2 separate regions of the Mus musculus genome follow, and region 1 is linked to region 2. A link is a loop called in an ENCODE intact Hi-C map of the cell type or tissue named here. Cell type or tissue: heart. All regions are shown on one strand. Links, peaks and the distances in the headings refer to the core of each region. The heading gives the core; the rest is flanking DNA.

Region 1 (10,242 bases), core at 1-2,500, 340 kb before region 2:
TGTAATGGGATTGCTATTGAGCCTGCACCTGGTACAGGGTCTGGTGGATGTATACATGTGCCTATACAGAAAGAGACCCTTAAAATAGGTTAAATAGAGAAGATGCTTTTCTTTAATAAATGAGCTCAGGAAACAGCACGGTGCTGGTGGTGAGGTGGTCCCAGTTAAGAGTGCCTGCTGCTTTAGCCTCGCACCCTGGGTTCAATCCCTGGGTCCCACAGTTGAAGGAGAAAACTGATGGGTGAAAGCTGTCCTTTGACTTCCACTTGTGTGCACACATAGAGAAATTATTAATAATAACAGCAGTAACAAGAATAGCAATAATAAACAACTAGGCCAGCTATAGGAGGCAGAAAGATGGCTCAAGCCAGTGATTGCAGGGAAAAGCTGCTGTAGTGGCCCCAGCATTCACCGTGAGATAGGAGGCAGAGACTGGAGAACTGCCCGGAAACCTGAGGGCCACCCTGCCCGGAGCACACAAAGAGGGAGAAACGTGGTGGAAGCAGAGAACTGACTCCCCAGAATTGTCCCTCGACTTCCACATGTGCATCTGGCGGCCTGCACGCACACATACACTAACAATAAATAAAGAATTAAATCTTTATACACAAACTTCCTCTTTCATAATAGCTAACCTGTCATGCCTGCTCTTTTCAGACAGACCCAAACCCTAAGTGTGTGCTAGGTAATCCTCGAGTGTGGCCGACAAGGCTGATTCTTGGTATTTACCGTAAGGCCAGGTGTAGCAGAACTGGGGTGAGAACCTTGAAAGTCAGCTTTATCACAAACGCCGTAGAGAGACTCAGTGCGTGCTTTTAGTTTCTTTATCTGCAAAGGTAGGTGATTATCAACCCAGTGTTCATGCATTTGCACAGCATGCTGATAGCCAGCCTCTAGGATCTCAGCCTTGGCTGCACATCAGCATCAACCTTCTGGAGAATTCTGAAAGCCAGTGATGGCTGGCTCACCGCAGAGTCCGGTTCAGCTGGAGCTGAGGGGTTAGCTTAGTCCATAAGCACTCGCGGTGCAAATCTGAGGTCTGTGTGAAGGCTGGGAGTGGGAGCGTGCACACAGGATCCCAGCACTGGGGAGTCAGACCCTCCAGGTATCCCAGAGACTTGTGAGAGATGCTGACTTGTAAAATAACGCTTTGAGAGCTCATTAAGTCCTGAAGGCAGATACCGTCTTAAGATGCTTTACACGATACTTTAAAAAGTTTGTGTTTCTGTGCACAAGAAAATGAAGTGAAGAACTGAAATTCACAGGACTGTGAAAGGATAGTGAGGAACAAGGCAGGCAGGAGTTAGTTAATGTAGCCTGGGCGGCACCCCAGAGCCTAGAGAGCTTCCTGAGCAAGCCTGCAGGGGGTGCTGTCCTCAGTCTCCCCAGAAGGGCACCTCCCCCAGTGCAGGATAAAAGTGCCTTTTAAAGTCATCCTTGCTTAAACAGATATAACCTTTTGCTTCTCTTTTGATAGTATTTCAAACTCCTTGAGCATTTTCTTGTTGTTACTGTGGAAGTTTCTCCCTCTAGTTTACATTTCTACCTATTTATTTTTCAGCAGAAAGTCTATTTTAATTTTCTGAGAAAAGGCAAGATGAAGAGATCCGAAGGTGACTATGTTTGGGATACCCTGATGGAAGAAGGTCTCTGAAGGAATCTCATCTCTACGGCTGTCTTAAGACAGTGCCAGCGCGTGGGTGTGGGAGGTGGGCTTCCCACCATCCAGGCATTTATCCACTTCTCTCTTTCTTTGACATTGCAGTCTCCTGTGCTGATCAGTCTAACTTCAGCACTCCATAACTCTCAGGGCTAACATGGTGTAGGAACCAACGCTATAGAGCTGACTTAAGTGGCAGGTGGGCAGGTTCAAATCAACCAATGGGAGGTTTGTTCTATCTTCCCTCTAAGATAGATGTACCTGGCTCCATGAAGCCCTTTGTATGTTCTCGTATTGCAGGGATAAAAAGCTTGTTCTAAATTATAGGAATATGTTTGGCACCAAAGTAGATTCACCAGATTGGGAAAGTATGGCTTCTTTGACCTATCCAGAGAGCAAAAGGAGCTAAAATTCCAATCCCCACCTTTACTCACTCCTTAGTCTACTAAAACGATGACCACAAAGTCCCGGGCTGCCCTGGCCTGCGTCCCTCACTGTATGGTTCTGTTCCACTATTAGAAGACTGGGCTCTGGGCTGGAGAAACGGCTCAGTGGTTAAGAGCACTTGCTACTTTTGCAGAGGACTAAATTCCCTTAACCCACATGGTACTTAACAACCAGCTGTAACTCCAGCTCCAGAGGACCCAGTGCCCTCTTCTGGCCTCCTCTGGCACCCACACATACACATAATAAAAATAAATAAAATTGAATTCTGACCAATAATCATCTCGCCAATTTGAATATTTTTCTTTTGGAAATCAATAGTCCTGCACTCGTAGCAAATCTCTTAGCTTTACAAATGTGTATTTTTTTTTCCACAATAGTTTTCCTTAAACAGCTTCAGGTGTACCATACTAACGTAATTAGATATGGAATTAAGAGCAAAATAGAGAGGGGAAGATAAATATGCAAAAATAACTAATGTTCTTTTCTGAGTTAGCTAATTATGAAATAAATATAAAATCCGATGAATACAGAGTTTGCTAGTGAAAATTTGTGCATCTTTTGAAATGTGGAATCTACGAGTCCTCTAATATCTATAAATCAATGCCTATGAGTTTGAGTTTTAGGCTGTCGTAGGATCTCTGCAGAGATATCTGTGTCACCCAGGTCAGTATGCTGGCGTCACCATCAGAGTTAATGGAAGCTTATCAACTGTCACACCGACTTAAGACTAGTGAGGGTCCATCTAACCCTGATAGCACAGCACAGGGGCCGTCTCAGACAGCAGGAACCCAGACTCTGTATTGAGATCAGAAGGTTGAACAGTATGTGACTGCAGCTTTTGTAGATTAAAAAAAAATCTGATGCCCATTTTGTGTTTCAATTTGATGTATGAGGGTAAGTCAGCTCAGAGAATGTGTAATTGATGTCAAAAGGAAAAGTTGAGCCGTGCACCGAGGACAGTTGTGAGCCATCAGGTAGGCTCCAAGAAGAGAGACCCCGAAGTTAGAGTAGAGAGCGGGCGGGGGAGGGGACCCACTAGCAATAGGGAAGGACCATCCGCGATGGGGAAGAGAATGGTGCTTAGGAAGTGAGCCAAGCCGCTCTCCCCGGAGCTTCAGGTTAAGGCTAGGTGTGTGGTGCTTGTCTGAAACTTCAGCACTCAGGAGGCTGAGGCAGGAAGGCCACAAGTTCAAGGCCAGCCTGGGCTACACAGCAAGTCCCTGTCCAAAACAAAGCACTTATAATTTTAAGTTAAAATTACGGGAGTCCATACAGGATAAAAGAAAATAGTGTGTGCCACACCAGGCGGCAACTTCCCAGCAGTTAATAGAGCCTTTGTCTGCAGTTTCCTCCCTGAGTCCCCATGCTTATCTGCATGCAGCACTCGCCCCTTACTGAGGAGGACAAAGCTAGAAGGATCAAATCCCCAGCATCTCGGAGTTTGGAAGTTTGACTTACTTCAGAATCAACCTAGTGGTTATCAGCTGGTGAGCCTGAATCTCACCTGCTGGGGTGGCCAGCCCTGCTGCAGGCCGGAGTGCTATGAGCCCCCACAGGTCCTGGAACTAACATCTCAACTCTATGGAGACTCCCTGCCACCACAGGGCCACCTCAGCCCTGGAGAAGTCACCAGTCAGTGCACAGTCTTTATAAGGTAGGCTGCAAGCAGCTCTCAAGGGGTGCCCTGTGGCTTTGGGCATGCCGGGCATACGCCCGCTGTCCTTTCATGCAGTCTGGATTTACATACTGTGCGGATTCTGCTGCCCTTCCACCTTCATCCACCGAGGCTGAACAGGTCCTGAGCAGGTACGGACTTCGCTTTTTCAGCACTGTTCCCTAAATACAGTGCAGTGGGCTTTTCAGTTGGGCTTGCTTTGTATTGGGTATCCTGTGTGACCCAGAGGGGGTTTAATGTATGGGATGCTACGTGAAGGTTTCATGCAATGGCATGTGATCTCCACAAAGGATGTGACCGTCTGTGGGTTTTAGGCTTCATGGATCCTGAGGGCTAGTTGTACCTGTCAAAAAAGGTTCCTATCAGTCAGCTGTACTTTCTCCTGACATAACTACATTCCAACATTATCCCATAGAACTAGAGCTAGGGTGGTTGTTGTTTGTTGTTGTTGTTTTGTTGTTGTTGTTGCTGCTGCTGTTGTTATTTTAATTTTAGACTGCATCTCTCTATGTAGCCTGGACTGACCTGGAACTCGCTGTACAGATCATTCTGGCCTTGTGCTCACAGATGTCCACCTGCCTCTGCCTCTCAGCGCTGAAACTCTACGTGTGTACCACCACACCCAGCTGTGCTCTTTAAAACTGCGGTCTACATTCCAAAATAACTACCATAAGTAAACTTGAATTTGAAATTTCTCAAAGGCATAATTGGAGTAGAAGGAAAGGGAAGCTGATTACCTGTAGCCAGCCATTGTCTGAGCCGTGGACTCTTGTGGAGGAGGCAGGGGATGCATTGTTTGCGAGGTGGGCATCTCCCATGCATCTCCCACTGCCGCACTGTGGTCCCGTCCGACTAGTGAGCTCCAGGAACTCACAGCCTGGGAGCATCCTCTTGTGAGCAATTAGGCAAATTTTATGTTACTCATTCCAGTTAGAGATGAAGTTAAGATCATCCCCAAAGTTAGTTTAAGAAAACTTATGATCTAAATTTGTGGAAAACCAGACAGGTTTCAAGCTTTGGTGAGAAAGCCCTGAAGTGAAGGATCCTACCTTACAAAAATGGAAGACACCCATACAAACCTCAGTGCGGGGGCAGCTGGACTTTCCTGGCTGCTTTTTAGTTATTCCCCGCCTTAGGAGCAGTGTGTGCAGTGCCAACCAGGCTGGCAGAGATTGGCTATGGGAGACACAGTGGAGAGTGCCTGTCCTTCTGGGATAACCTCGTTCCTGTCCTTGCAAGCCAAAAAAGTGTCAGGGCAAAGGTATTCTGTGCTGCCTGCCACACAGGATTAAACTGTGTTGCAGTGACTTAGAAAAACTATGACCAGTTATTCCACAAATGTACTTTTGAGTCTCATATGTGCCCCAACATTTATTGAGGTACAATTGTACTTTGCTAAGAAGTTTCTCTTTAATATAAGAAAATCCCTGAGGCAGAATAATTTACAAAACAAACAAAGGAACACACACATATCTTTCTCACAGATCTGGAGGCTGGGAGGACTGGTACCATCTAGTTCAGGATGTTCTCTGTTCCCCATCTGCACACTGCTGGATGCGGCCTGCAGGAAGGAAGGAACTTGCCCCTTAAGTTCTTCTGCAAGGTAACCATTTAATCCAGGGGCCTCTGCCTCCGTAACTTGATCATTCCCTAAATGCCTGACCTTTTGATATCATCACACTGGTGACTGAATTTCAACATGTGGATTTGGGGACGATACAACAAAACCAAGCTTTTTTTTTTTTTTTTTTTTTTTTTTCTTTTCCTATTTCTTAATCCTTCCTTGTGAGCTAGAGGATGTACCCAGGGTACATCTTTGGGGTTCTTAAAAAAATCTGCAGTCACTGTTAAGGGTCACATTTTGGATGTGAGCAACAGGTTGGAGCAACAAATATATAGGCTCAGAGTTGCCTCTCAGGCTTGCCCCATCTCCCCCTACAAACCAGTCAGAGGTTCCATTCTTCCTGGTCAGGAACATGGGTTTTGAGGACGTCTCAGTCTGTTTGTGCAGAAAAAGCCTTCCCTTCTGACTCTCAGGTGAACAGACCTCGGCTTCACCCTGTCAGTGAGGTCACAGTATTATAAAAGTGGAAATGTAGCAGAGGACCAGCGTTTTGAAAGGACTGCATGGCAGAGGCCAGCTCAGGCAGGACTAAAGAATGCCTTTGCTTCTGTGTAACGGTCACTGGGAGTGTGTGTTGAGATTATGGGGAGAGTTAAGGCTGCTATGCAGTAAATCTTCAGTTCTGTTGGAGTCCCTGCGCTGAGCTCAGCTTCACACTTAGGCTGAAGTGAGCCCTCTGACAACCTAGAGGACTGGAATGTTCTGAGCTGCTCACTGAGCAGACGTCCCCAGGCTTTGGGGGACCAGTGGGAATCTTTAGCTTTTTCTGTGCCCAGACTTAACAAGCATCGGGGAATAAACTCAGGCCAGCAGGTTTGGTGGCAAAAGAACTTTTGGCAGCCAGTTGTTGGTTATTGATCCTCCAACACTCCTTTCTAAACCATCCCTGAGCAGCTGGTACAGTTGCATAAGGCAGCTCCCAGAACAAACCCTTTATCTGATCAACACGCACAGTAGTTCTGCACTCCCACAGCCTGGCAGCACAGTCCCCTGAGCAGGGTTTGCAGGGTGTTGGCTGTTGAGCAACTGTGGGAGGGAAGGAAATTACTGCTGGACACTATCTGTGTTTCTGTGGAGTGCTCATTTCCTCTGAGTGAAAGCCGGGATGGCTTTGGGTGGCTCTCGGTGCTTCTGGCATGGCAAAGAAAAACAACCATCTCCTTTCCAGGCTTTCGGCTTCATCGTTCTTAATTAAAACAAACAAACACACACACACACACACACACACACACACACACACACACAAAATCAAGTTGCAAGATGTTTATTTTGTAATTAACAAGGAAAAGAACTCTTATTTTGAAAGTTTGGCTTGCGACACTTTCTAGTTGTGTTGGTTCTTGGAAGAAAATGTTCTTGTGTTAGTTCTTGGCTTTGAATTTTTCCTCAGTTTTGAAAAAGAAAACTGATGTTGCCTGGCACATATATTTATATGGGTTTAAGTGTTTCAGACTGTTAGGGGATGGAGATTGATCCAGCCTAGTGCCAATGAATACATGCTATAGTATGGCGTTCGGTCAGCTCAGTCTGTGGTTCTGTCTGAGAACCCAGGGACCTTTGCACCTATTTCACTGTTAGTTACCAGACCTGAGACTTGTGGGAGCCACGCTTTTCAGGAGCATATCGCCCTCTCCTGGTCAATATATAGTACTACAAGAAACAAACAAAAAAAGACCTGGAACACGACTGCAGGGTCTCTTCATGTAGCCTTGGCTGTCATACAACTCTGTAGACCAGGCTGGCATCAAACTCACAGAGGCCCTTCAGCCTTTGCCTCCTGAGAGCTGGGATTAAAGGCATGCACTGTTAACCCTGCATTAGGAGGGACCTCTTTCTTTACAAGTCCTGAGTGTTTTTTAAAAAACACTTCAGCATTCTGAACACATCTCTTTCTGCACAGAGAACTGGTTCTGACTAGAGGATTGTATTCTTCAGACTAGGGTCCCCATTTGTATTTTTAAAAGTCTTCTGCATTTTCTGAGACCATGTAGGAAGGCTTAATCAGCACAACCTAGACTTTCATTTCCTGCTCTGAGCAATCTTCTGTCCTCGCCTTGCTTGGATCTAACTCGGCCTTCTCCACCCAGCCCTGTTACACATTCGGATTCCTGGAGCAGCAGAAACACAGCCGCCCACACTCCGCTCTTGTACAACTTTGAATCGGTCTTGACTGGGCGCAGGTGATTTTAAAGTTCCTGGGGTGATTCCACTGTGCCACTCGGTGGAGACCCACTAAGCAAATAATCCCCAATGCAGCCCACGTGCCCATCCTCTTGTGGAGGTGCTGAGAATTCAAGGGTAAACGTGGGACTCTGTAACACAGATCGATCCTTCGCTATCACCACAGGAGCCATACACGTGGTGCCCTCTAACTCCGAAGAATAAATATGGAGTCTCAGAATAAACATTTATCCAAACACATCACTGCTGTCTTTTCCTCAATGGAAAAGGCTCCTTTATTCCATTATCTTATCCCAGTTGGAACTTGCAACCAAATGTATCTGTGGTGACGAATACACAGAGGGACGTTTTCCTGATTAAAGTCTAAGATCAGACACAGATGGCAGCCTTTAAATGTCCGCTTCCCCACAGTCTCCAGAACCTACACACATGCAGCTCTGCGTAGTGTCTTAGTTTCTTTCTCTGTTTCTGTGATAAAGAAAGGTGACAAAGAAAGCTTGTGGAATGAAAAGCTTAGTTTTGGCTCATAGTTCAGGGCACAGTCCATCTCTTCAGAGAAGCTGTGGCCATAAACGCTTGAGACAGCTGGTCAGAGTGCATCCACAGTCAGGAAGTGGACAGCAACGGGTGCCTGCTTCTGCTCAGTTCCCTTCTCTGTGGACACAGGCCAAGGTCACAGCCAGGGAATGGTGTTGCCCGAAAAGGATGGGTCTTCCTAGTTCAGTTAATGTAACCAAGATAATGCTCTCCAGGCCCACCCAGGGCACCTCCTGGGTGACTCTAGACGCCATGTAGATAGTGTCACTCCAGGGAAAGGGGACTTTTCGAGAGTGATCATCCAAACGAGGGTCCTGAGATGAGGAGATCATTCTAGAGCATCTAAGAGTCTCCCACAAAGCACAGGAGTGTGATAAGATGTGAGAGAAAGTCTGAGAAGATTCTGGCATGGAGGCGAAATCCAGGGAAGAGAAAAGGCATCGAATGGAGGAATGGCCACAGCAGGGGGACAGAGGTGGCTTTAGAAGCTGAGTAAGGTAGGGAGTTTCTGAAGAGCCTCGAAAAGCAATGTAGCACTTGGATTTTAGCAGGGTGATAACACTGTGCGCCTTCCTGGCATGTAAAATGACTAAATATAATCTTTGATTTATGGTCACTCCCATTAAGTATCAAGATATTGCTGGGATATAAAAGTATCATCTATGAAGATGTTCAGTCTTCACTGTGTCAAGTCCGCAGACATGGGGACAAGGATTCAGAGAGCACAGGCAACTCACAGTCCATTTCCTTAATCTCCTCAGAGGAAGAAAAAAAGCTGCCTTCACAGTCCTTACATTTTCCCCATTGATCAGAAGCCATAATTCGTGAAGAAGAAAAGATAAATTAGAATACAATCAATAAACTCTCAAGTTGTTTGATACACCAACCGGGGAAGAATAAATTGTAAGAATAGAATTATCATTTAAATTACCCAATGATTTGGCACAGTGCATGGGCATATATGAAGATATTATGGACTTAGCCACTGACAAATTGATTAATGTATCCCCAATTTACAGAATATTTATAGTCAGTCACTGCACAAGTAAATGTTAAATAGCTAAAGATGATTGGCAGCCCTGGGGATGGCTGAGCTCACCCTGCCCTGGTGTGTGGCCTGTGTGTGTATATGTGCACAGGCCCATGCATTCACAAACATGAGTGTGCAAACACTTAACATGCACTTGCACATGGAGACCAGAGGTCAGCCTCAGGTGACATACCTTAAGAGCCAATCATCTTGATTTTTTTTTGAGAGGACTCTCATTAAAGCCCATGAATAGCCCAGGCTGGCAGACTGGTCAGGGGGACCACTGAGACCCAGCTATCTCCTACTAGCCAGAACTTGGATTACCACATGCCAGCATGCTTGGCTTTTTATGTGGGTTCTGGGGTGACTTCAGGACCTTATGCTTGCAATGCAGGTCCTTTACCAACTGAGCTATCTCTCCAGCCTTCTTATAATCCTTAAATGAAAGGAATATGAGGTTTCCTTAAGCCAGGCAATACTCCTATACATCTATTTGACATTGCCGGGGGCTGGGGGCGGGAGGACGACTTAGATGTAATTCTTGAACAGACAACACCCTACAGGGTCATCTGGTGGGTTGGATGATACTAGAATTTGTAGAACAGTGTTTAAAAGAAGTCACCTTGGCTATATGACTGGAGTTGAGAGAGAGAGAGAGAGATAGAGAGAGAGAGAGAAGCTCTGTGAAAGAATGTTCCATATATGGGTGTATCATCATTTTCACATGTCATGATAAGTCAAGGAACCCTTATAAGTGGGTGTAAGCATTCACTCTGAATAATAACTCGGCAGGATTATAGCTTAGAGTAGACTTGTCAGCCATTATTTGCTAACTTGTGGATTCAGATTTTAAACACCTCCCCTGCAGCCCTAAACTAATAAATTAATGCGCGTGGCACTTAATATATTTGTTTCTGCCTTTTAAATTTCTACTTAGTTGAGGGAATGGGATGTATGTTTTTTAAAAGGGGTGAATGTGCGCGATGCTGGCTAGAGGCCGAACCGCCATGAGAGCCTCCCGCCTGCAGGGGGCGCGCCGCCGCGGGGTGCGAGGCCGCTCTGCCCTCGCGAGCTCCACCTCTGTGGTC
Region 2 (10,302 bases), core at 7,803-10,302:
TTTCAGAAGGAAATCAGAAAAACAGTACTTTCCAGCTTCTTCCTCTACATCCAGACTAACAGCATATTTTGACCAGCAGCCATGTTTCAAAGTACCCCTTCTCCTCAACAAGCAGGAAGAGGAAAACAAGTGTGCACACTAAACATCTGTACAATGACACTAGGTTAAGCCCATGGGTATTGTAAGAGGACTTCATACTGCAAGCAGATTTGAAGATTTACTGTGATTTGAGTTATGTGTGGATGCCAGTTGAGATCAGAAGAGATAGTTGGACCCCCCCTCCCAAACTGGAACTACAGACTGTTATAAGCTGTCATACCTAGATGTTGAAAACTGAACCTGTCCTCTGCAAGAACAGCAAGTGCTCTTAAATGCTGAGCTGCCTCTCAAGCTCTTGCTTTTTGTTTTTTGTTTTTTCTTTTTTTTTTTTTTCCATTTTTTATTAGGTATTTAGCTCATTTACATTTCCAATGCTATACCAAAAGACCCCCTTACCCACCCACCCCCACTCCCCTACCCACCCACTCCCCCCCTTTGGCCCTGGCGTTCCCCTGTACCGGGGCACACAAAGTCTGCGTGTCCAATGGGCCTCTCTTTCCAGTGATGGCCGACTAGGCCATCTTTTGATACATATGCAGCTAGAGTCAAGAGCTCAGGGGTACTGGTTAGTTCATAATGTTGTTCCACCTATAGGGTTGAAGATCCCTTTAGCTCCTTGGGTACTTTCTCTAGCTCCTCCATTGGGAGCCCTGTGATCCATCCATTAGCTGACTGTGAGCATCCACTTCTGTGTTTGCTAGGCCCCGGCATAGTCTCACAAGAGACAGCTACATCTGGGTCCTTTCAGTAAAATCTTGCTAGTGTATGCAATGGTGTCAGCATTTGGAAGCTGATTATGGGGTGGATCCCTGGATATGGCAGTCTCTACATGGTCCATCCTTTCATCTCAGCTCCATACTTTGTTTCTGTAACTCCTTCCATGGGTGTTTTGTTCCCACTTCTAAGGAGGGGCATAGTGTCCACACTTCAGTCTTCATTTTTCTTGAGTTTCATGTGTTTAGGGAATTGTATCTTATATCGTGGGTATCCTAGGTTTTGGGCTAGTATCCACTTATCAGTGAGTACATATTGTGTGAGTTCCTTTGTGATTGTGTTACCTCACTCAGGATGATGCTCTCCAGGTCCATCCATTTGGCTAGGAATTTCATAAATTCATTCTTTTTAATAGCTGAGTAGTACTCCATTGTGTAGATGTACCACATTTTCTGTATCCATTCCTCTGTTGAGGGGCATCTGGGTTCTTTCCAGTTTCTGGCTATTATAAATAAGGCTGCTATGAACATAGTGGAGCATGTGTCCTTCTTACCAGTTGGGGCTTCTTCTGGATATATGCCCAGGAGAGGTATTGCTGGATCCTCCGGTAGTACTATGTCCAATTTTCTGAGGAACCGCCAGACTGATTTCCAGAGTGGTTGTACAAGCCTGCAATCCCACCAACAATGGAGGAGTGTTCCTCTTTCTCCACATCCTCGCCAGCATCTGCTGTCACCTGAATTTTTGATCTTAGCCATTCTGACTGGTGTGAGGTGGAATCTCAGGGTTGTTTTGATTTGCATTTCCCTGATGATTAAGGATGTTGAACATTTTTTCAGGTGCTTCTCTGCCATTCGGTATTCCTCAGGTGAGAATTCTTTGTTCAGTTCTGAGCCCCATTTTTTAAGGGGGTTATTTGATTTTCTGAGGTCCACCTTCTTGAGTTCTTTAAGTCTTACTATGTAGCCTAGGCTAGCCTGGAATTCACAGATCCTCCTGTCTCCAAGTGCTAACAAGTATATACCATTAAGCATAACTTTTTGCTAGATTCTAAATCTGTTCAAGTACCAAACTTTCTAATACAAAACATGTGTGGGGCTGGTGAGATGGCTCAATGGGTAAGAGCACCTGACTGCTCTTCCAGGCTGCTCTTCCGAAGGTCCAGAGTTCAAATCCCAGCAACCACATAGTGGCTCACAACCATCCGTAACAAGATCTGACTCCCTTTTCTGGAGTGTCTGAAGACAGCTACAGTGTACTTACATATAAATAAATAAATCTTAAAAAAAAAAACCAAAACATGTGTGAAGGTTAGAATGGATCATCACATGTAGATCATAAATGTACCCTGGGACTCTACAGGATGGTGATGTAATGCCTAGCCACAGTAAAGAGTCAATATTTCTATAAGAGTTCATGCTGGTGCTAGTGCCCACCCCTTTTCTATTAGCAGTAACTGGAGAATCACCATACGACATACCCCATTATCAAAGATAACATGGAGCTAACTCTGTGAGCATTCACCACATGGCAGAAATCACTGTATCGCTCTCCCAGTGAAGGCTGATGCCATCCTGAGGCCTTTACCCCTTTATAAGATGGTTATGATGAAACAAGTTGCCATTTTTTCTTGAATCTCTGGATTTCTTTTATGCTTGTTGATAATTTCCGAATAGCTTGGATGTCAAAGTCATTGAGGAAAATTCATTATGTTTATTGAAAAGGCCCCCAAAGAAAACTAGACCTCATGGGAATCAAGTAAATTTTAGAATTCTATCATGGGAGCTTGATCCAAGAAAAGGAAGCAAAGAAGCAAAAGACTGTGGTAGATAAGCAAAAGACAGGGCCAGCAAGATGGATCAGTGGGTAAGGGCACTGCCTTAAAACTTGCTATGTATCCAAGAATGGCCTTGTGTTTCTCATCCTTCTGCCTCCACCTCCTACATTCTGGGAAATAAAAGAGCTACCATGCCTGCTTCTGGCATGCTTCCCCCCTCACGTTTAATAAAATGCCTCCTGAAAAATAAATGTCTTTAAATTTGAAAGCATGACAAAACAGTAGTTGTGTGATTATTTTTAGCCATATGCAAAATGCTCTTCCCTGTTTACATTGGTGTGGGGAAATAAAATAAGTAAATTACATTCTTTATATTTCAAAGGAAAGTTTGAATGCCGCCCACCACCATGAATTGTGCAGTTTAGTTTCTCACATTTGGGGAAATTGCTGGTGTCAGCACATCTGGAATGGAGAGGATGAGGCTCACCCTGGGAAAACTATCTCCATGATTATAGCAACTCCTCTGCCAGGTAAGAGGATCAGCCAGGTAAGTATCACCATATTTATTTGGGTGGGGTGCTCATTCATCCTAAACTGACCTCAAATATATCTAGCTGATATCCTCAAACTTCTGGTCCCTTTGCCTCCACTTCCCAGATGCTGAGATTGCAACCGTGTTGTCACCATGCTAAGCTTATGTTAACCCCAACACTTCACATGCTAGGCACTCTACCAACCGAGCTTCATCCCCATCTAGATAACACTGAATTTGAGAAGAACATATACAGGGGAAATGCTGCAGAGGGGAGGATTGTCACTGCTGACCAAGGTAGGATGAAATGGCTTTAACAGAGACTTATTTGAAGAGACAGGAAGAGTACCATTTATTGTAGGTGGGAGTGTCAAACAAGTGGAGTTCATTGACTCCTTAGGTTACACAGGTACTTCCTTATCTTTACATGAACACCACATTTCCTCCAAAGACAGTTCTGTTTACCCCATGCCCCCACCCTGGCTGCTGATCCTACCAACTGAGCATGTTGGTCCAGGTTGTTCACTACCCCTAGCTATCTTCCAGAGTAACACAGTGGCTCTCTCTTTACTGCACAGTAACACAGTGACTGGCTCTCTACTGCACAGTAACACAGTAGTTCTTTTCTCTGCTGCACAGTAACACAGTAGTTCTTCTCTCTGCTGCACAGTAACACCGTGACTGGCTCTCTACTGCCTAGTAACACAGTAGCTCTTCTCTCTGCTGCAGAGTAACACAGTGGCTCTCTGCTGGTCTCCATGCCACCACCCTTACTTCTTTCCATCCTATACATCCTTTTCTCTAAGATGCTCTGCACTGTCCATGGGTAGATATCAGTCTTAACATTCATTCATCCACAACTCTTGAGACTGATCTGTTTCTTCTTAAGAACTTTTTTTCACCAGCCCTGTCCGCCAGTGCCCTGGTTTCCAGGTGCATCATCATCATCATTACCACCACCTATATGAACTCTGAATATATAGCTATGTCTGGCCTGGAACTCACTGTGTAGATCAGGCTGGCCTCAAATTCACAAGAGATCTGTGTTTGCCTCTGCCTCCCAAATACCTGGATTAAAGGTATGTACCACCACTCTTGGATAAAGATTATTTTTTAAGTAATAAATCTGCTTTTGATTGATTCAGATAAATTCTACTAAAGGAGGATCAGTAATCATTTCCTTTAGTATCAGAAAAAAACAAGGCATTATGTGTGGCTGGCAATAAAATGCAGTCTTTTATATTTCATGTCTTTCCTTTAGCTTTGACTTTGTTGATGCTGTTGCTCATGGCCTTTTCCTTGGAAGTGTTTTTTAACTGATTCCAGAGACCCCAGTTGGCCTTGCTTTGGGGTCCAGCATCCCTGTCTGCTCTCAGTTTATCTGTTCTGCTGCCCCTGTCACTTGTTGATGTGGCTAGAGGGGGATGGTATCTCATCCTCTGCAGCCCAAGGACCCAGCAGCTTCACTCCTTCAACAGGTTGTCACACTCACCCTGAAACAGGCCATCAGCATCACTCAGATCCCTGAGAGCCCCAGGGGAAAGGAGTAGGGACAACAATGTCTGTAACGAGTGATTAACAGCTTTTCTAATGTGCCTAACATTTCCTGTCCTTGCATGTTTAGTTCAGGGTTCCCTGTTGTCTGCCCTCCTATTGCTACGCACCCATCAAAATCCACTTCACCTTATGGTGCTTACAGGTCAGCACTGTATCTCTCCTCTAGTGGATTAGATGTTCCTTTGTTCCACTGTTGAACTCCATTACAGTATTGCCCTGTCCTGTACCAGTGTTACCAGTCGGATGGCTGGGATCTTCTTACTCAGATAGAAACTATAAGCAGCAAAGACAGACCAGCTTGTCAAGGGCTGGCCTTTGCCGCTTTGCTTTCTGAGCAGATTTGAGCAACAGCTGCAGACCAGGAAGAGCAGCAAGTGGTGCCATCTAGTGTTAGTTCTCCTACAGGCCTTGCATAGCCTCACGCTTTGCTCTATGGCCATCAATAAGCTCCACAAATATTAGACTTGGTTGTAGGATGTGGAAGTCTGGACTCCTTAGCCCCCAAAGGTGGGCTACGATTCTCAGGATCCAGGTGCATCATCATTACCACCACCTATATGAACTCTGAATATATAGCTATGTCTGGCCTGGAACTCACTGTGTAGATCAGGCTGGCCTCAAATTCACAAGAGATCTGTGTTTGCCTCTGCCTCCCAAATACCTGGATTAAAGGTATGTACCACCACTCTTGGATAAAGATTATTTTTTAAGTAATAAATCTGCTTTTGATTGATTCAGATAAATCAATCTTGACAGCTCTCTAGAACTCTTCAGCCACCAGGGCCTGCACAGCCTTACTGTATCCTTCCAGCCTCTCCTCACCGTCTCTACCTCCCACTCATATTGTCCTGCTCCTGCTGTGCTCTGGAAATCTTCAGCTGACCCTTCTCTAGCTGCCAAGCAGTCAGCCACCTTGCCATGCTGCTTAGCTGCTCGGCCATCTCTGCTGCTTCTTGCTGCATATCAATTTCCTCCTATCAGCTGCATTCCTCAAAGCAGGCAAGGGATGAGTGAGATGGCTCAGTAGGTACAGGTGCTTGTCACCAGGCCTAAGAAGCCAAGCTTAGTCTTTGAAACCCACACAATCAAAAGAGAACAGACACTGTTGGGTTTTACTATGACTGTCCTATGCTCTCGAGAGCGCACACGCACACACACACACACACACACACACACACACAAAGAATCTAAAAAATATATAAATAAATGAATAAACGTTAGAAGCAGACAAGAGGACTTTTATTGAGCTTTTTCCCATTACAAGAGCAGGAGAGCATCGTAACAGAGTGTTTCCTAGGCATCCCACCAAATAAAATCAAATACCCTGCTCATATAGCCAGAGGAAGGGTATGTAATGCCAACACAGTATTACGCGTTTAGATCCAGTCAAAGGAGTCTCTGTTAGGTCTCTGGTTGGGGGGCACTACTCCCCTGGCTTAAATGGAAGTGGTTTGAGGGTCAATGAGAGTTCATTAAGGCTTGGGATAGCAAAAAGTGCAGGGGAAATAAACCTAGGAATGATACTGGATGAGGTGGTTGTGTAGATGCTGGTAAAGACGTGAATGTGACAGCCTATCAGGGCAGCAAGGAAGAGTGCAGTAGCTTCTAACTAGGGAGTCAACCTCCTCAGGAATCTTTATCTACAGGAAAATGAACATGGGGAGTGCTCACTATCAGAGATTACACAAACACAGTGGTTTTAAACATTTTTAAATGTGTATCTTTGTGAATATATGCCATGTGTGTGCGAGTGCCTGCAGAGGTCAGAAAAGGGTGTCAATTCCCAAAGTTGCAGTTCTGGGCAGTTGTAAGCAGTGTGGTAAGGGTGCTGGGAACAAAACTCAGGTCCTTTGAAAGAGTAGCAAGTGCCCTTATCAGCTGAGCTGTCAAATTCTAACTGGTTTAATGGTTAGCACCTGCCCAGTGCCCTAGGGAGTGAGGGCACTCTCACCTGTTTATAAACAAGCCTCATTAAGAAACTGTGCCCTGTTCATCTTTGCATGAATAGCATGTAGCTTGAGCTTACTTTTGAGTTTGGGTATTTTAAGCCTATTTGTCAACGCTAAGGAGAATCCTCAGAGAAGAGGGTAGTGGTTGTTACTAGCTTAAAGGTGGCAGCTGAGGTTCTGATTGAGACCTGTGTCAATTTGGAGAAGATAAAACTTTGAACACTGCCTAGGTGGAATGTCTTGTTGCAGTGGTCCCAGGAAGAAAAGAGTCTCTGCTCGGAGAAGACCAGCTAGACAGGCGATGGGGGTCAGGCTGTGCATTCTTGGAACACTGAATGAAAGCCAAGACTTTAAATGTATTTGGTGTGATAGGTTCTTGGCTGTTTCTGATCCCTAAAAAGGAATGTCTGAAACCAATAAACACAGTCACTCATTTATTCATAACTTTTGTTTTGTTGGTTTTTTTTTTTTTTTTTTCAGGTCAGTGGCTATGTAGCTTAGGCTGACCTGAAACTTGGTATGTAGACATGGCTGGTCTCTATGGAGATCCTCTGCCTCCTGACTGCAGAGACTATAGAGGTGTGACTCACAACTTTTTTCTTTTTTGTCTATTCACAAAATTTATATATTTGTTCACTGTAGAAACGAGGGCAAAATCATAAACTATTTTTAAAAAAAATCATTAACCAGGTGTGGTGGCACACGCCAGAACTTGGAAGGTGGAATGAGGAGGATCGGGAGTTCAAGTCCAGCCTGGACTTCATGTGACACGGTCTTAAACACACACACACACACACACACACACACACACACACACACACACACACACACACAAAACCAAAACCAAAGTTGGGGGGTGTTGCTGGGTTTATTGGGGCACTCCTGTAATCCTAGCCATTGGAAGATGAAGGCAGGAAAATCAGGAGTTCCAGGACAGTCTTGGCTACCTAACAAGTTCAAGTGGACTCCCAGGGACCACTGCCACTCTCTTAACCCAAAATCAAATAGTTAGGAAGTCAACCTCTCCGTCCTTATGCTGTATTTACGCCTTTACTATCCAAAGCTGTTGATAGGATTCTTTGACTTTGTACATCGGGCGAAACACTTCCAGGGATGATGCCTGGCACTGCAGGTTTTCTAACCGATGCGTCCCTCCAGTCTGGTCGCACGCAGTGATGCAGGGACCAACAGAGAGCTGGATGGAGCAGGGCGGAGCTGCGAAGGGATGAGGGCGGGGAGGCGGGGCGAGCGCTCAGACGGAAGGTGGGGAGGGTGGTGCCCTGGGCGGGGAAAGGTGGCAGGGGCGGGCTCGGCCGAGGCTCCCGGCTCAGGTGGGCGGCGCGGCCCAGGTGCGCCGGCCCGCAGCCGCTCCGCCCTCCTCCCAGGGGCGTCTCCCGCCCGCACGCCCGCCCGCACGTCCGGGTGACGACCGTTAGTCCCGCCCGCAGCAGACGGCTCGGCAGCTCCGGTGGGGGGGCATCTCTGGTCTCTAGTCGGGAGATTCCCCCAGGTCCAAGACTGGCTGGAGAGAGGCCGGAGAGTGCGGCTGCTGCGGGGCGGAGAGATTCCGAGCGACTTGACCTTCCCAGCCGCTGCCCCTCCTGAAGCCGTCCCGGCGCTGCTCCGGGCTCCGTTAATTGTTGAGGTTTTTCTCTTAAGTGGTGGTACCTCGGCATGAACTTTAAAGGCAAAGATGACAGACTTTGTTGTTTGGAAGCCTACCTTACTTTGACATGTCTTAAGAACTCAAGGTTGACTGGTGGTAAGATATTCCACTTTAATGAGAGCATCGGTTTAACGAAGCAGTTTTCTGACTTGTATAGGGCGTAAGTCTTTTTTTTTTATTTTTATTTTTTTTTATTTTGCGTAAGTCTTTGTAGATAGGAGTTCTGAGTGATTTATCAGAACTTTTTTTTTTTTTTGCCATCAAAAGGTTTGTTTGATTCATCAGCCTGTGGTTGCATGAATAATTTTCAAAGTTTGAAGCAGGCATTTTGGTGTATAAGCAAGATGAGGATGAAGGCAGCGACAGAGTCTCTGGTTTTCCCAAGTAGGGAGCGTGTATCAGGGCTCCTACTTTATTCCCAACGGTTTTTAGCTTCCATTTCCCAAATCTTATGCTGGTGAGGCACCTAGTGGTGAAGTGGCAGAACAGGTCACTTTTAGAATAAATTTCACATGGAATAAAATTCAATACAATACAGTAAATGCACATGCTCTAACTTTCGCAAATTGATTGAATTAATATTTTTTCAGGAGAAAGTGATTTATGAGAGGAAACATTGTAACTTACTATTTGGAGCAATTTGTAGAAAGCAGAGCTTAATCATCTTGTCCTACCAGGCATGCGCAGAAGTTAGTCATAAGCACAGGGGATCAGAAGTCAAAACTGCCCAAAAGCGGAAGAGGCTTAAAAATCACTTTGCTTTATAGCAGTGAGCCTCGGATCTTGTGGTTTTTGTAGCAGGTTATTTTGTAATATTTAAACTACATATTTAACTTACATACCATACATGTCTAAGTCCATGTGGCCGAACGAGAGAAATGACTTCTATGGCATGCTATGTTTGCATGTGTGTCACCCACAAATAAATGTTAAAAAGAAAAAACATAGTGGTTTTTTTCTGATTTATTTTTAATTATGTATGTCTGTGTATGTGCATGAGTACAGTGCCCATAGAGACATACATAGAGACACTATTGAACATGAGGATGTGAGCTGGGAACCGAGCCTGGGTATCTGGTGAGAGCAGTGCAAAAGCTCTTGACCTCTGAGCCGCAGCCCCAGCCTCGCCTGGTGAGCTTTGAAAGGAAATAACTGAACACAGAGACATTAGAATGTTGCAACCGAATATACACTTGCTAACTAAAATCATACAGTAACAAAATAATCTGAAAATAAGGCTGGTATGTTTTTGTTAAGAATAGTTCAAGTAAATATTTGTGCTTGGTGCTTTGCCTATGGTTGTCAAGTAATCAGAATATAATACAGTTTATAGCAAGGTGGTATTTTAAGTAGGACATTTAGGACAGTTTATTATGAAAATTTGTTTTTAAGTAACTTGAAAAAAATCACATAATTTCCTATTATCTATATTTAACACAAATTATATATTTTGTTATAAGTTGCTTGGCTGCACATCACAAAGGAAGAATAAACTTGTATCTACTTGGTAAAAACAGAGAGCTTGAAGATATCCCAAAGGCACTCAGCCAGCCACAGAGCAGGAAGCAATATGGACTCCTCTGCTGTCACTGTCAAGGGTCTCAGCCTCATAGACTTTTGTTCCACATCCTCCTTTAAATATAGGGGCCATCACGAGCTGTCAGAATCTTGCAGCCTTAATAAGAAAGAAGAAGAGCCTATGCTAACCTGTGAGCATCCTGAAACTCCAAGTTTAGGTTCCCCCAATTCTGCAGTATCTCCCAGTCAAATAATGAAGTCTGTGTCCCTAAGGAAGGAAAAGGATAAAAGCCCAGAACTTTGTGAGACTCCTAAACTCAGAAGGAAAAAATGCACATTACGCAGGCGGCTAGACTTTTCTTTCCCTCTTCTGAAGGGGGATTCTGATTCACAAAGCAGATCTCTGGAAAGTAACATAAGCCAAGGTGTTAGCCTAGAAAAACATTTGCCAGGTAGCACTTCAGGTTTCCCAAAGGAAGACAACTTTAGC

What was found. Hi-C counts contacts between places; a loop is a spot of excess contacts. Peaks named below come from ENCODE experiments on the same cell type or tissue, not always from the same donor. Only the 100,000 strongest peaks of a DNase experiment are listed, where the experiment ranks them.
Region 1: it touches region 2 in a loop (4-fold over the local background); 33 of 42 quality-filtered maps call a loop at or near these places.

What each region holds. Positions count from the first base shown.
Region 1 is chr15:36,496,793-36,507,034 of GRCm38, reverse strand. Snx31 (sorting nexin 31) reads left to right here. Exons shown (of 14, transcript NM_001347022.2): 14 at 1,562-2,973. The coding sequence ends at 1,654. Among named protein-coding and RNA genes, the nearest start is that of Ankrd46, 5.1 kb to the right of the region's middle. In heart, for the core only: CTCF peaks have their summits at 1,175, 1,375 (motif pointing right) and 2,353 (motif pointing left); no DNase peak of the experiment used is centred there; H3K27me3 peaks cover 301 bases.
Region 2 is chr15:36,162,622-36,172,923 of GRCm38, reverse strand. Fbxo43 (F-box protein 43) reads left to right here and starts at 8,063. Exons shown (of 5, transcript NM_001081253.2): 1 at 8,063-8,454; 2 at 9,755-10,302. The coding sequence starts at 9,865. It overlaps Gm22979 (a small nuclear RNA gene), which reads right to left and starts at 3,128; the gene lies at 2,970-3,128. In heart, for the core only: a CTCF peak has its summit at 8,776; DNase peaks (open chromatin) are centred at 7,983 and 8,073; H3K4me3 peaks cover 896 bases; H3K27ac peaks cover 566 bases; H3K27me3 peaks cover 1,334 bases.